3 separate regions of the Homo sapiens genome follow, and regions 2 and 3 are each linked to region 1. Evidence: read pairs that join two places in POLR2A ChIA-PET (ENCODE). Cell type or tissue: OCI-LY7. All regions are shown on one strand. Links, peaks and the distances in the headings refer to the core of each region. The heading gives the core; the rest is flanking DNA.

The links. ChIA-PET counts read pairs that join two places held together with the same protein. Peaks named below come from ENCODE experiments on the same cell type or tissue, not always from the same donor. Only the 100,000 strongest peaks of a DNase experiment are listed, where the experiment ranks them.
Region 2: POLR2A ChIA-PET joins it to region 1 with 10 read pairs; 1 of 35 experiments calls an interaction of 5 or more read pairs at or near these places.
Region 3: POLR2A ChIA-PET joins it to region 1 with 5 read pairs; 1 of 35 experiments calls an interaction of 5 or more read pairs at or near these places.

Annotation. Positions count from the first base shown.
Region 1 is chr6:156,635,473-156,641,076 of GRCh38, forward strand. No RefSeq gene overlaps it. Among named protein-coding and RNA genes, the nearest start is that of ARID1B, 140 kb to the right of the region's middle. In OCI-LY7, for the core only: CTCF peaks have their summits at 2,650 and 2,852; DNase peaks (open chromatin) are centred at 859, 1,259, 1,999 and 2,649; H3K4me3 peaks cover 2,590 bases; H3K27ac peaks cover 2,929 bases.
Region 2 is chr6:157,558,806-157,564,409 of GRCh38, forward strand. All of the region lies in intron 2 of ZDHHC14 (zDHHC palmitoyltransferase 14), which reads left to right. Among named protein-coding and RNA genes, the nearest start is that of MIR3692, 32 kb to the left of the region's middle. RefSeq lists enhancers at 2,603-2,732, 3,010-3,983, 3,093-3,172, 3,293-3,372. In OCI-LY7, for the core only: no CTCF peak of the experiment used is centred there; DNase peaks (open chromatin) are centred at 2,816, 3,276 and 5,096; H3K4me3 peaks cover 1,650 bases; H3K27ac peaks cover 3,422 bases.
Region 3 is chr6:157,069,816-157,075,419 of GRCh38, forward strand. All of the region lies in intron 4 of ARID1B (AT-rich interaction domain 1B), which reads left to right. Among named protein-coding and RNA genes, the nearest start is that of TMEM242, 250 kb to the right of the region's middle. In OCI-LY7, for the core only: no CTCF peak of the experiment used is centred there; a DNase peak (open chromatin) is centred at 2,486; H3K4me3 peaks cover 873 bases; H3K27ac peaks cover 758 bases.

The sequences.
Region 1 (5,604 bases), core at 466-5,465:
AGAAAAATAGACAAGAAATACTACACTGTGTTTTGCTTTTAAGATTAGTATAGATTTTTATCCTTTGATGACTGGGTTGTCTGCCCTTCCCCCACTGTAAGTTTGGCTATCAAACAACATAGATTCTGGCTTTTAAATAAACCACTGTACAGTATAGTTAACATTACAATTCATGGTGTGAATTGGAGTTGTTTCTTGCAGGAAGATGAATGAAGATGGGGAAATGTCTGCCAAAACAGAGGCATGAAAGAAATGGTGTGAGATGGCCAGGCTCACCTTGTGAATAGGCCTGTTTTAGGAAAAACTCATTTAGACCCCAGTGTTGTGTGACAGTAGAATACCATTACAGTAACGTTCAGCATAATGATGCTAATGGGAAAAGCATCAGTGCCTGGCTGAAGTTTACATCCAGGGCAAGAAATCTCACTGAACATGTTTTTACTAATAATTCAGTAGAACCCTATTGTGACACTGGTATCAGAATGCAAGAACAATATTTGCCTCATGCGTTGTTTTACTCAAGTCATATATCAGGGATTATACGTGGAAAATGATTTGACCCTACTGTAATATAATCTGTGATAGCAAAGCACTTTCAAAACAGGGCTTTACTGTACTTATTGACGTGAATTCTACTCATGCCAAGAATCCCAGAGTGATAATCAAGTAAAATTGTTCTGAGTTAACTTTATATAACACTTGAGTTCCTGAAAAATTTGGGGTGACTCGGAGTAAAACTCAGAATCACATCCTTATCTATCCACTTTGTAAATTCAAATCTACACGTAACAGGTTTTCTTTTTTTTGTCGTTTGTTTTTTTTTTTGAAACGGAGTCTCGCTCTGTCGCCCAGGCTAGAGTGCAGTGACGTAATCTCGGCTCACTGCGAGCTCCACCGCCCGGGTTCACACTTAACAGGTTTTCTTAAAAGAAAGTTCATCTCTATTCATCTTTCTTTATAAAACTGAAAATTTTTGCCTGTAATCCCAGCACTTTGGGAGGCCAAGGCGGGTGGATCACTTGAGGCCAGGAGTTTGAGATCAGCCTGGCCAACATGGCGAAACCACCTCTCTACTAAAAATACAAAAATTAGCCGGGCGTGGTGGCAGGTGCCTGTAATTCTAGCTACTCAGGAGGCTGAGGCATGAGAATCACTTGAACCCAGGAGGCAGAGGTTGCAGTGAGTCAAGATCACGCCACTGTACTCCGGACTGGGTGATAGAGTAAGGCTCTGTCTCAAAAAAAAAGAAAAGAAAAGAAAATTTTTGTTGCAGAAAAAAAATGTGAACACAAAGTGTCTAAAGTTATAGTGAAATAAAAAGCAGCTTTGCTAATCCCATATTCTTGCCTGAACTGTGTTTGTTTCTTTCACCTACTTCACAATCTTACCCAGCCCAATTGTTACTCTCAATTTCATCATTTCTATATTATAAAGATGTTAATAAGCATATAGTAATGTAATGATTGCAGTAAAATAACACAAGTTTATTTTTTTTAAAAAAATCATCCACCAAGAAGATAGGGTGTACTTCTCCTATTTCTCCCACTAATTGCAACTAAAAACCCTAGACATTATATATGTATATAAATCAAACATAAGAAGACTTTGAAAGGTGGATGGAAGGAGGTAGACTGAATGGGGGACTTGGGACTCAAACAATGAGAGTGTTGAGTTCTCTGGGTTTTCTTTCTGTCTCATATAGCCTGGATTTGGAAAGGAAGAAGCTGGCAACACTGAAACCAATAGACGCAGACAAAAATAACACCAGCGAAAGTCTCACTGGCCTTTTTCTTATCTGCAGAAAATTATTGATCTTTGCTGATATGCTTGTTACATGTATATTAAATAGTAATTAACAAGGCCACGTCTCTGCAACGTAGGCTATTTTATAATGCGTGTTGCAAAAATGCCTGCCTGTTCTTGCTGATTGACACAGGAAGACTCCCCTTTCTTCTGGTGTGTGTGGCTCCAGGTCTTGTCTGCAACCTCATTGCTCAGAGCTCTGGTCCCGCGGGTCTCTGTACTCTGAACCTGGTTTCACAAGGGCACGGCTTGAGGAGGGGCTCATTGTGCAGCTTTAGTAGGAAGACAACCTTTCTGTTTGGGATTCAAGCTAAAAATGGATTCCACTGCCACAATTGCACAGCAACATCTATATCTTGCCTGTTAGTGTATTATGATTTAACATCTTCCCGAGTTACAAGAGTTCAGAAGATTACTATTTAGTCATCTTAGGCTTATCATTGTGTAGGCTATAAACGGTCAGAAAATCTTGAATGAACAAATAAATATCTATTGGCACCACAGCTCAAACAGAACTGAAAGTACGTACACATACACACACACACACACACACACACACACACACACACCCCAAACACTGAAAATGCTGAATAAACTATTTTTTAATGCATACTCAAAAGCAAGGAAAGAAAATTCCCTGATGTCAGGAAAAAAGAACAACTCAAAGAAAAAGAGGTGAGTGCAAGCTGAAGCCAAACAGATGACAGGGGCGTTGTAAACAGATACAGGCCTAACAGGCGTGGGACTCAAGTTTTAACGCCTGTACAGCAAAAGGAGATGAGGCCTTGGGCCTGTACAAGACAGAAAAGCTGAAACGAAACTCCTGTTTAAACTGGAAGCCATGAAGCTGTGCCTAGGTGGTGACACTGAGCTTAGAAAGTCGGTGCCTTGGTTTAGAGAATCAGCAAGGGAGCTTGCCATAGTGCAAGGGGTAGGAAGCCTCACCCATAGGAAGCTGAAGCCAGTGCCTGCTACACACATGTGTGGTGTTCACATCTGTATTACCTACATGAGGAGAGAACCCCAACCAAGAAATTAAGACAGGCACTGATCCAGCAATCCCACTTCTGTAAACATATCCAAAACAATTGAAAGCAGGGTCTCAAATAAATGTTTGAACACCGATGTTCATAGCAGCATTATTCACAATAGCCAAAAGGTGGTAGACACAAGTACTCAGGTGTCCATCAGTGGGTGAACTGATCAATAAAATGTGGTATATACATACAAGAAATATTATTCAGCCTCAAAAAGGAGGAAGATTCTGTCACATGCTGTCACATGGATGAACTTTGAGGACATTATGCTAACTGAAATAGGCCAGGTACAAAACGACAAATACTGTGTGATTCCACTTATATGAGGTAACTGGAGTAGTTAAAGCTCATAGAGACAGAAGGCAGAATGGTGGTGGCTAGGGGCTGGGGAGAGGGGAAAACAGGGAGTCACTGTTTAAAGGGTATAAAGTTTCCATTTTCTAAGATGAAAAAGTTTTGCAAATTGATTGCATAATACCATGAATATACTTAATGCTACTGAACATTACTATACACTTAAAAATTTTTAAGTTGAGCGAGGTGCAGTGGCTCATACTTGTAATCCCAACACTTTGGGAGGCCAAGGTGGGAGGACTGCTGGAGCCCAGAGACTTTGAAGGAGCAATAAGCTATGATTGTGCCACTGCACTCCAGCCTGGGTGACAGAGCAAGACCCTGTTTCAAAAACAAAAAATTGTTAAGATGGTAAACTTTAATTTAAAAATTAAAAAGAAAACTGGTACAGAACCAAGGAAACCTCTGGGCCCCACAGAAGAGCAAATGGAAAACAAGAATATCTAGACAAGAGCACGGTCGGGATCCCATGTCACCCCAGAAAATTAATCCCCACTGAAGATGAGCTCATGCGCAAAGATGACAAGCCACATAGGGAAATGAGTCACTGTGGAATAATCGGCAGAGGCAGCAAATGAAAAAAAATGTGTTCGCCGAGAGAGATAAAGCAAACATTCCTACCCAAGACACAAAAGATCATCTATAAACCGTAATAAAAGAACAGAAGACTGAGGAGGTTAGGAGACGGAGAAGGAAGAAGTAGCATTAAAGAATAAAGGACAAACTAAATAGGAATTACAGGAATAAGCAAATAGACCATCATTACAATTTTCAAAAAGAACATCATTGCATGGGTTAAACACTGGTCTAATTGATACTGGTGACGAATCCAGAGCGTGGAAAATAAAAGCAACACGTTTTATTCAGGCCAGACCTTTTCCAAGCCAATTGTATGATTTATGACCCAGGATGCAACACCCATTCTACAGCCAGACACAAAATAATATCAGGCATTCCTCTTGTTCATTCTCAAATATTCAAACTTTGGATCAGGCACTATTTTTAAGCCCTGGAAATACAGTTACGAATGAGACAGACAAGGTCTTTCTTCTTCTGGTTCTTGCATTCTAGTAGTTTGTTATCTAGAAGATAATAAATAGGCATAAATAAAATAATTTCAGATATTGATAAATATAAGGAAAAAAATAATACAGAACATAAGATAGAGAGTAATGGGGCTGTCATTGGGACCACCTTAGACTAGGTATCCAGAAAGGTCTCTCTATAGAGTTGGCATTTAAGCTGAGCTTAAATGAGAAGGTGCCAGTCAAGCCAAGATCTTTGAGAAGAGCAATCCAAAGGGAAGAAGAGTTGAGGACAAGGGCTCTGAGAAAAGAAAGGAGTACGAGCTTTTGGATTATGGTTTAGGATATACATAGTCGAAAGAAAGGAGAAGGATGTGTTCCATCAGCCATATAAGATGCCCTGGTTCAGATCCACCCAGTTACTTGCATTGCCATATTGCTATTGGTTCCCTTAAAGTTCAAGTTGTAACTGGGTTCTAGGATACAGTCTGGGAGAATCAAAGCCCCAGGCCAGAATTTCACTCCCAAGGCAGACACAGAACTTTGTTCTCCCAGAATTCCCTGGATGACTTTGTACTGCATATTGCCTGCCCCTGCATGAGGGAACAAGTGAGTTGATGCTAAGCACCCTCAAGCTCCATTTATTTTCTAAAACAACAGTGGTGACCTTCTGTAAAGGGGCATATAGTAAATAGTTTGGGCTTTGACGATCACATCGTGTGTTGCATGTGCCCAACTCTGCAATGGTAGCACAAAAGCAGCCAAGATAATACATAACCAAAGGTGTGTTGCTGTGTCCTAATGACACTTTTATAAAAACAGCCAGTACTTTGCCAACCCCTGCTCTAAAACAGTGGTCTTTAAAGATGAGCCTTGGGCTGGGCACAGCGGCTCACACCTGTAATCCCAGTACTTTGGGAGGCCGAGGCAGGAAGATCACCTGAGGTCCGGAGTTTGAGATCAACCTGGCCAATGTGGTGAAACCCCATTTCTACTAAAAATACAAAAAATTAGCCAGCATGGTGGCACACGCCTGAAGTCCTAGCTACTCAGGAGGCTGAGGTAGGAGAATTGCTTGAACCTGGGAGGCGGAGGTTGCAGTGAGCCAAGATCAGGGCATTGCACTCCAGCCTGGGCAACAGAGCAGAATCCGTCTCAAAACAAACTAAAACAAAACAAAACAAAGCAAAGATGAGCCTTGGGATGTGGTGGGGGAGAAATGTTAGTACTTTTATTTTATGATTTTTATCCACCCCACCAAAAGAAAGCCAGAAAGACACTAATCTATTAATATTTAATACACAGGTTGACATTGGTGGCCTCACTCAATCTGATGTCAGAGCATGAGATCACATGGTACAGAAAGAATTGGAGGGAAAAGAGCC
Region 2 (5,604 bases), core at 171-5,170, 920 kb after region 1:
AATAAAACAAAGTTCAAGTAATGTAGATCAGAGATTCCTCTTCCCTGCTGTAGGAACTTTCTAGGGGAGAAGCATCTGGAAGCAGGACTTGCAGGCACAGCTGCTCAGCCCCCAACCTCGGAGGGTGGATTTCCCCCCAGCTCTCTAATACAAATGAAAGTGAGCCCTTTGAGTCTAATCACACTTCCCAACTCTTACAGCTCAAAACACACAAACAATGAGCTTTTTCAAGCTCCCCATGAAGCTCTGCCGAGATAAAAGCAGTTAACAACCACTCTTCCATGATGATAAATGGTTGTTGGTTTTCTTTAATCAATATTTTAATAACTATTTGCACACTTTGACAATTATGACTACAGAGAGACTGATGGTGATTACAGAAGCAGATTGCAAAGGTGATTCACGAGGATGTGGTGGTCGGCCATCTCTCTGGGACAAGTGGGCTTTAGCCGGGAACCTGCTGCCCCACAGGCTTCTGAAGCAGGTGTACTGTAGCTATTGCGTGGGCAGCTGATGTGGCAACAGTCGGCCCCGCTTCCTGGCTGACGCGCTCTTCTCCAGGACAGCTTTGCTCCCCAGCAAGTGCAGCAAAAATTCACTCCAGAATCAGTCACTTGCCTCTTTCCGTGGGCATGACTTTAGAGCCATTGGCTTTAGAGCTGAGTTGGCCACCACCCTGTGCCTGCATGAGTGGAAAGAATCCGCTCAAGCTGGAACTGCCCTCAGGTCTCCCAAGGAGAGCCCAGCCACCCTGCCATCTTGAAGGGCATCTTCCTGGAATAACAGCATGCTCATGTTTCCTGGCACTTCTTCTCATTCTCAGTTAAAGACATACTCCATTCATTGTTTTCACTGTTTTGTTTTTCCCCACTTCAAGCTCCAGGTTGTCATGAATACTATTTTGGAGTTGGACCCATTATAAATGTTTTGTCCAGAAAAGAGTCTGGAAGGAAAGCTCTGAAACGTCTGGATTTACAGAGAGAGAATTAGGAGCTGTCTTTCTACATTGTGTCAAGTTTTAGAAATAAACATGAAGAACCAAAATAATAAAATGATGGAAAAAATTCACTGTGAAAGAAGTTGAAATAGGCCCCCATGGACAGGGCTGCAGGGAGCAAAATAGAAACCTTACTTGAAAATAAACATGAAGATGTTCATGATAGAGTTATTTATAATAGTGTAAAGGAAGTAGAAGCAATTTCTATGCATACCAGGAGGGAAATGGATACACGAATTACACTATACGTCTATGATGAATTACACTATACCTTTCCACTCATGCAGGCACAGGGTGGTGGCCAACTCAGCTCTAAAGCCAATGGCTCTAAAGTCATGCCCACGGAAAGAGGCAAGTGACTGATTCTGGAGTGAATTTTTGCTGCACTTGCTGGGGAGCAAAGCTGTCCTGGAGAAGAGCGTGTCAGCCAGGAAGCGGGGCCGACTGTTGCCACATCAGTTGCCTACACAACAGCTACAGTACACCTTCTTCAAAAGCCTGTGGGGCAGCAGGTGCCCGGCTGAAGACCACTTATCCCAGAGAGATGGCCAACCACCACGTCCTCGTGAATCACCTTTGCAATCTGCTTCTGTAAACGCCACGTTGTTAGAACGTCTTAAAATATTGATATCAAAGATATCTAATGGCTTATAAAAGTTATCCTTATACAATTTCAATGAAAATATGCAAAATACAAAATTGGATGTACATTGGGATCTTAATATATATAGGAATTATAAGGAAATATAAACAAGTTTTTTTTTGTGATTGGACTGGCAAGTAATTTTAGTTTTTTTCTCTGTACGTTTCTGATATTCCCTATGATGAGCATGTGTTACCTTTATAATTAGAAGAAAAAAAATCAGTAAATGTCATTACATAAACTCTAGCATTAATAGATATGCATTCAGCAAACATTTATTAAGCAGTACTTCTTACTCATTGCCTTGGCCTTGGCAAATCACGAATTCTCTCTAGGGGCTTTGTGTTTTCATCTGGATAATGGGATCCCACGGCCTTGCCTGACTCACAGAAGCATTATGAGGAACGGATGCATTAACCTGAAGAAGCTGTGAAAATAGCAGATTGCTTATCCAAGCACAACATTATGAGGCGTGGCGTGTCTAATCACGAACCCACTAGAACATGAGAAAGAAGAAATTGAACAAGACTGTAATGAGTTGTTTGGAATGGAAGCCCATAAGAAACTAAAACCAAAAAATAGTCAGCATTTAAATGCAGAGTGCAGAAGGACATTTCGGGGAGCCCAGGTCCTCAGAGCGTGGGGGTGTTAGCTGCCCTGTGCAAGGCGGTCCTTTATTGGAAATCGCCTCAGAGAGCATTGCTGAGTGTGGCTTCTTGCAACTACACCTGAGAACGACATTCACTCTGCTTCATTGAAAACAATCTATCCCGTGTGTGGAAGAAGCATGCCTTGCTGGGGTCAGGGCCAGGGACAAAGCTCAGAGGCCATGCTGAGTTTTCATCAAACACCTGCTGAGCAGCTGGCACGTGCCAGGACACGGTCTAGGCTGAAGGCTGCCATCGTAGTGCAGAATAGAATCCCGTGGAGGTTGGAAATGTTTACCTGCTTGCTTTTTTTCTTACCGTGTGTATTATTTTCAGTAATAAAATGTATACATATACAAGTGAGCACCTTCCCCTGGAAATTCTGACTCAGCAGGTAGAGTGTCCGACGGGCGCGCATGTGAGACCTGCTGTCCCGGCGCTCAGATACACATGGGGGACAAAAATGACAAAGCAGCCACCCTCAGTTTATAATTAGGAAACAGAAACTATACACGCACACCTGGCACAGAGCAGGTGCTCTCACCCAGACCTCTTGAATTGTTGAGTTGAATTTATTTATTTATTTGAGATGGAGTTTCACTGTTGTCACCCAGCCTGGAGTGCAGTGGCGTGATCATGGCTCACTTTAACCTCCACCTCCTGGTTTCAAGTGATTCTGCCTCCACCTCCCAAGTAGCTGGGATTATAGGTGTGCACCACCACACCCGGCTATTTTTTGTATTTTTTGTAGATAAGTGGGGTTTTCACCATGTTGGCCTCCCAAAGTGCTGGGATTACAGGTGTGAGCCACTGTGCTGGGCCCTGAATTTAAAAGTTAAACGCAGAATACATAGATGTTCTCAGAGGGTTAGATACTTTTTTTCCCTTAGTATCTGAGGTTTTTGTGGGTTCAGTGAGAAACCTGGGTGTTTATAACATATAAACAAAATGATTTCAGTTCCTCAACTCACACAGCTTTTCACAGGGAAGGGGCAGAAGATGCAGCTTGAAGGTATCCAGAAAACATGTGTGGGGCAGTCAGACGGAGCAGCTGCAGCCTGGGGGCGTAGGGGCTGTGGGGACCTGCAGTAGCCTGGTTGGCAACCATGAGAAGAGAGAGGAAGGGCCTATAAGTCAGTCCATCTGTGACCACAACACCCACAGCCCTGGGCAATGAAGGGCAGAAGTGGGGACCAGGGATGCCCAACTGGGGTTTAGCCGTGAGAACAGCTGGTGCAGCCTCAGAGAAGGCGCTGCAGAAGCTCCCAGGGTGGACGCTGGGACTCCTGGGCCAGAAGCTCTGTGAGCGTGGCGAGGGGTCTCTGCCTTGTTCCGCTGTCCCTGGCTGGCCCCTCATTTTCTGTTGGTGGGGCCAGGGCTGCTGCTGGGCTCTCCATGCGATTCTCTAGGCAGATTTGGGGTGGGGGCTCCCGAGAGGGTCTGTGAAGACTACCACTTCTCCAGGTACAGAGAGGGAGGGGACCCTAAGCTGCTGCCTCTCGCTGAGGTCAGCAGACACTCGATGAGCCACCTGAGCAGCTCATTCGCAGGCAGGTTCCAGGCCCAGTCCTGAGCTCACCACCCAGAGTCTGTTGGAGACAGGACCTGGGAATCTGCATCTAGCACAGTAATGTTTGAGAGTCACTGACTTAAAATATCCTCACATATATAGGGAGCGTTTTATGTGTGTGAAGTGTAGTGCTGTGGAGAGGGGCAGCCTCCTCAGAAAATGGAGGTTGTGTCAGCTAGGAAGCTGCTCAGGACAACGGTTCCCTCCCGCCTCCCACCGCCCCCCAAGCACCCACTGTGCCCAGGTCAAGGAAGAACCTAGAACTCCCCAACCCCACCCCTGCCCTGCAAGAGCTGTGCATTCCTGACAAGAGGCTGCCCAGGAGGTGAAAGGGAGCAAGGCGGCATGGAGGCTGGGGCCATGTGGATGTAGGGTTCATGGTCTTCCTGCGGTAAGAAGCCGGCTCCACAAGGGCCTAGTGTCTCCCAGGCACCCGGAGCTGGGCTGGACTCCTGGAGGTGGTAACTAAGGCAGAGTCCTTGCTCCCACTACAAGCCTGGAGGCTGGAGGGGAAGGCAGCCAGGTTGACTCAAGGGCCTGGATGGCAGAAGTACTGGCCAGGCCTGCCCTCCCAGGAAACACCACGGCCACCGCTTAGCAATGCTTCCTGGAAAGGCCCCTGCCCGAGCTTGGCCTGCCTGGGCGTTAAGCGTGCCTCTTCCCCAGCTCCAAGCCAGAAGAGGAGCCGGAGCAGGTCCGGGTGATGTGAGATCACCCAGGAGTGGCTGGTTTCTGCCTTGCCCTGCTCTGACTTGGGGGAGGCTGTTTTGTTTCTTCCCCCTTCCCGGAGTGGAATTTCTCTGTTGAAAGTGGGAGTGTGTGCTCTTATGCCTCCAATACCTGGTTCTCAGGTGGTGCTTATTAGAGAGACCCCATGGCAAGCACTTGCCAGCCCCAGCAGCTCCGTGTATCCACACTGTGTGTATCCAGAACAAAGCTGGTCACTTCTTTACATAGGATGTAAAAAAGATTGGAGTGTGTCCCCAGCCAGCAGGGGCATGCGGTGGGCACTGAACAGGACTAAGTGCGAACTAGGACCAGAGGCACAAGTCACGGATTGCAGATGTCCAGACCTCAAACACCCGGGGAACTCTAAGGCCAGACTTCTAGGTTAGTTAGTTGAGGCTGTGGGGCTGCGGTGAGTGAGGTTGCATTGCAGTTGCATTGCAGTTCTGGGACTTTTCTAGAAGCTGCATGGAAGCGAAACAGTGTGCTCTGGTGGGCTCATAGGCTTCAGGCTGAATTCAGTCATCCCCAAATCTAGCCATTCTGAGTGGCTCCCTAAGGGGGAACCCCTGTCTGCAGACCAACCCCAAGGGCCAGACAGAAAGCAAAAGCCTACCAGGTTTCACTCTGAGGATGTCAGGGCCCTTGCAGAGAGGAAACTGGGCTGGAAATTCAAAGAATGTCTCAGAATCGTATTTCTCCTTAGTGAAATTGACAAAAGAATTGAGAAACTCCTTTTCTGCTGACCAGATTTTTAAAAAAATCCAACCTCACATTCTTCAGTTAGAACTGTTCTTGCATGGTGGTCACAGCTGGTGCCTGCTCACTCATAGTTGGGGCAGGGCGGGGGCTTTGGTTGGATAATCAGGCAGAAGACAAAGATTCAGATCCCAATTCCCTCTGCCGTCTTCATGTCAACCACACCAGGAACCTGAGCAGGTCTCTTTCTTTTCCAGAAGTGGGGTTGGGGGGAAGAACATATTCAGAGGCATCAGTATGTCTATTTGGCTGGAAAGAATTA
Region 3 (5,604 bases), core at 171-5,170, 430 kb after region 1:
TGTAACATAACAGTACTTAACAGTTCAGCTTCTAGGACTGACTAGGTAACTACATGAAGCGGCATTCCAGCGTCCTAGCCTATACGAATAACGTTTCTCCTTGGAAATTGTAGTTGTTCTCTTAAAAGGCATGATGTAATTCATTTTTCCTGATAGAGGATAGCCAGTAGGTCAGTTGATATCATATCTGTTTTTGCATACATATTATGCTTAAAGATATGTTGTTGCCTATACCTAAGAAAAAAGACTAGAAGGAAATATGGCAAAATGTTACAATTTAGTAAGCTCTGAATAGTGACACTACTGATCATTTTTTTTCTATTTTGTTTTCCAATGTGTTTCTCTTATTTTTTAAAGAATAATAAGCTGTGTTACCTTAAATTGTTCATTTTGTTTTTTTCTTTTTTTTTTAAAGAAAGATAAAATATATTTCTCTTATTGCTAATAAATATATTTTTTGGTTAGTAGTACATGAAATCAGGTCTTCAGATCTTTTCTCCTTTGAATAAAAATCTATATTGGAATTATTGTAAGTTTTGATATTCTAAATTGCTAAATATCAACATCTCTTCCTATTGCTAGTATACTGACACCTCCTTTTTTGTTACTAGTTAAAAATCTTCAATAAAAGTTAACACTAAATGTCACTTCATAATTACAGTAATGATCACACAGCTGTGCTTTGCTCAGTTTATAACATATGTCAGCATCAGTTTAGGAGCTCAGCATCGTTTCCTGCCCAGATATAATTCTTCAGACAATTCTTGTGGTCAGTGCTAAGGGTAGTCAATCAGGCCAGGAGTTCAGGTATGAAGTTCTGGAGCATGCGGCAGTATCCCTTGCCCTTTGCAGGTCTCCTGGCCTTTATGTGTTTATTTACTTACTTATTTTCTTAGTTTTCAAGTATTTTACATTGCTAGATTAGGAACAGTTTTATTTACGAGCATGTGAATTTTTGAGGAGGAACTCTTACACTTAAATGAACCTGTAAGAAGCCCATAGAAAAGCAAATGCCTGCAGCGCTAATAATGAGAACTGACAAGGCAATCCTGCTGGGTTTATTTATGACCTTCTGCCTTTGTTAGCTCTTGTGAGAAATTCCTTTCTAACCATAACAATATTGTTGGAGTTTGGCACTGTACAGAGAAATCCTGCCGAGCCCTGGGGCCCACAAACTGGCACTCGTGCAGCTCGGAGCAGATTGCTGTGCTCCTCTTAGCTTTACATTTTTTTCCTTCACTCTTCTTTTATTTAATTTCTAAGTAACATTTACCAGTCTTCGTATGTTTATTTTTAAAGATGCTGCTTTTATTCTCAAAGCCAAAATTCATTTTATCCTTAGTACAATGTCTTATCTACTTAGCAGTGTTGAGAAAAATTCAGAAGAGGACAGGATGCAGAAGGCAAGAAGAGGCAGGTGCACTCCACACAAGGGCACACCTTGGAAGGTCCCATCACACTCTGCAGACTGATGGACTGCCGTGGTGCTCCTAAACAATCTCACGTGGTGACACATCCTAAGAGCAAAAAGTGAGCTCAGTAGGACAAATGGACTGCAGGTTATAGTTTTAGGATACTCTTTCCTCTCCATTTCATTACTTTAAGACTTCTACAATTTCCAAATGAAACAGGAACTTTAAAAGCATCAGTTCACAAATAATTGTCTTAAAAATTATAATTATCTTTGAAAGGAAAAAAAATACAACAACAAAACAAACAAACATTAAGCATGTAACTCTTAGAAGGAGACCATTGACAAGATTGTTGAGGAGTTATTCCGGGCACAGGCGCTACCTGTACCTGAAGCAGTGGTATTCATTGTTTCCTGATAATTGGTCCTATTCCACAAAGTTGCCAGCAGTGAAAGAATAACAATTTATTTTAAAGTCTGTGTAAATTATTGATAGGCATGTGACTTCTGTTTCTTCTGAGAATCTTCAGGTTCAAGATGCCAGCTTCTGTGACCCATTTAACTAGAAGTTCCTATGTCTGAATTTATTTGTTCGTCTTTTGGGGAAGGTTGGGTTGTTAGACTGGGGCTGTTATTATCAAAAGGCCATGCTATGAAAATCTGACTTTAGACTTTTGCTTTTTCCCACTTACCCAAAATCGGATTTTTCAGAAGTTTTCCTCAGCTATCTTATTCAGGTATTTACAGACTTGCTAAATGGGGACCATAAAGAAAATCTTAGTAAAAATATTAGGTTGATCAAATGTGCAAAGTATGCATATGAGCAGAATTTTTTCTTTGTCCAACTTGATCTTATCATTTCCTTATTGTATATGTCTTCATTAAGTTTTAACATCTATTCTGAAAATACTAATGTGATTTCATGCTACTGCTATTCATCTGTTTCCCATCTTTTAAATAGGATTTGTTGTTCACCTTCGAGTGGGCATAAGTTAATCTTCTCTTCATTCAGTTGTGCTGTAGCTATGTGTTAAAATCTCCAGGGTCCCCTTTTGTTTTATTTCCTTTACAAAAAAAGCTTCAGCATTTATACAGTTGGTAAATTCTCAAGTACAAAGAAGGAAGTGAAAATCCTCCCAAATCTGATCACCTCAAATAACTACTGTTAATATTTTATTCAGCACCAGTCTATACCTGTTAGGCATTTAAAAAGGCACGTATATACAAGTGTATTTTGTATGTATAAATAAGCCTGCATGCTCATATAATCTTTATAATGTTTATTTTCTGTTGTTACTTGATTTTCGTTCAATCTTTTCAATAAAATTGTACTGTTTATATTAATATGACATACATTTTTAATAATTTCTATATACTTTTAAATTGCTCGCTACTAAACAGATTTAGATGATTTCTAACTTATTGCTGTTACAATGTCCAGTTTTCTTATTTCCTGTTTTAAATTATCTTAATACTATGTGATATTATAAAACAAAAATCAAAATAATCACTAACATATATTAAGTGGATTCTTTATTAACTCATTCAGTTCTCTCAGCCTCTTTGAGACAGAGATCCATTTTATAGGTGAAGAAACTGAGGCTTAGAGATGTTAAATCACTTGCCCAATGTCACACCACTGGGAAGTACTACAGCAAAGACTTGAACCAAGGCTTTACAACCTGGGCTGGTTCCCTTCTCTAGTCAGTGCTGTCTTTGGTGTGTAGTGTTTATATACTTTAAAGAAGTGCCAAAGGCCATTTGCTTAGTATAATATTGATTGTTAATATAACTCTTTGCCTAATACATAATTATCTGATAAATATTTGATAAAGAATGGGATACATTTATGCCACTAGTATTTATTCACCCCATCTTTTTTTTTTTTTTTTTGGAGACACAGCCTCACTCTGTCGCTCTGGCTGGAGTGCAGTGGTACAATCTCGGCTCACTGCAACCTCCGCCTCCTGGGTTCAGGGAATTCTCCTGCCCCAGCCTCCTGAATAGCTGGAATTACAGATGTACACCACAACACCTGCCTAAATTTTTGTAGTTTTAGTAGAGACAGGGTTTCACCGTGTTGGCCAGGCTGGCCTCAAACTCCTGACCTCAGGTGATCTGCCTGCCTCAGCCTCCCAAAGTGCTAGGATTACAGATGTGAGCCACCGCGCCTGGCCCTATGCACCCCATCTTTTAAGTGAGATATTTTTCTACAAGTCATTTACACATTCTTTACTCAAAATGTATTTTACCTTATAAGCAGTGTTTAAAAACAGTATGTGTCAGAACTGTGTTAATATGTGGATGTATGTATTTATACATAGCGACTGCTTATTGAGCACTTATTGTATGCTTAATGTTTCAGATTCACGATTGCATTTAATTCTCACTGTGGCATAAATGTTATTTTCTCTATTTGGGGGGTGGTGAAATTAAGTATTCTCAGTGAACTTAGGTAACTTGCTTAAGGTTAGGTGAAGAAATGATTGCACCAGGACCTGAGTTTACACTGCTCTTACCCCACAATTCCTGCTGGAGGAGTTAGCTGCCATGTTATTATTCAACACCTTTATCACAGTAAGTATTTAACGAGCACAGATCTTGGTGCCAGACAGATCATGCTTAGTGCTGCTTTATCTACAGCAACTCAGTTAACTCTCTCAACACTGTGAGTTCATTATTTATTATCCACATGCTACACACACAAGTGGAGTGGAGGCCGGTAGGGTTTGACTGTGGCTCAGGCCTTTGCCCAAGTCCTCCGAGTGAGTGAAACTGACCAGCAGCTGTCTGGTTCCAGAGCCCGAATTCTATTGTAATCATCCCCATCCCCCAAAACAAAAAGAAGACTGTTATGATACCATACAAATATCAAAAAGAAAACTTGAACATTGATTGCATGCCTTTGAGAAGCAGGTTTCATTAGAGGATTAGAATAAGATGTAGCAAGAAGGCTTCACAGCACCTTCCAGAGATTTTCAGATTGTTTTTTGTTTGTTTGTTTGTTGGTTTGTTTGAGACAGAGTCTCACTCTGTCACCCAGGCTGGAACTAAGTGGTGCACACTCTCAGCTCACTGCAACCTCAGCCTCCGGGGTTCAAGCAATTCTCGTGCCTCAGCCTCCTGAGTAGCTGGGATTACAGGTGTGCCTCACCACACGGGGCTAATTTTTATTTTTAGTAGAGATGGGGTTTCACCATGTTGGCCAGGCTGATCTCGAACTCCCGAGCTCAGATGATCCGCCCACCTCGGCCTCCCAAAGTGCTAGGATTACAGGCATGAGACACCATGCCCGGCCAATTTACAGATTATTGATCAGAGTTTAAGTCCAGCTTTACTTGTTTGGATATATAATTTACTTGGATAAAGAGGAATTAGGCAATATGATGGGCTAGTGAGTCAAGTTCTTTTGGTCTCTCCCTTGTTCAAAGGTATTACAGTGCAAAGGAAATGTGAATTTTATTCTTGTGCCTTTGGGAGTCCCATGTCTTATTTTATGCTGTCTTTGAGACTCTTTATAGTGGAGTGAAGTGATCATCAGAGGAAACTTTTTATCCTACTCTAGGGTCTGGGAACGTGCTCCAGGGAACAGGGTAATTATTTATAAAGGTGAGGTATAGTAACATCATGGCGTGGTGTAAGAATGGCTCTTGTGGAGAGGTAGTATGGTTGAGTGTAAAACACACTGGGTGTCCAGTGCTCATTCAAGTCCTTATTGATACTATTTTCTTTATCATCATGGTTATTATTATTGGCATTGGAAGTTTCTTTCTGAGACCCTGAATAGGTTGATGACCACCTCCTTTTGAGTAGTTTTTGAAGTAACATATTATAAAGTGGTTATATGCTCTTGGAAAAAATTATTATGTAAAATTGCACTTGAGTGCTAGCACTTGAGGTATTAAGTGACCAGCTGCCCCTGTACAAAAATGAAAACTCATTTTGGAAACCTCTTATCTAAGTGAGTCTATGAATCATAACAGAAAATAAGAAAAATGCATGGTTTTAAGTTTGACTTTTGCGGGAGTACTGCATTTGTTGAATTTGATTTTAAAATATAAAAATAGTCTCCATAAAACATTTCCATCTGTAATCTAGTTAAGCTAATCATGTAAAAAGTTTCTGAATTCTCTACTTTTCTAAAGCATTCAGAAGTCTTAAAAATGATTTTAATGAAAATATGAAAATTTTCT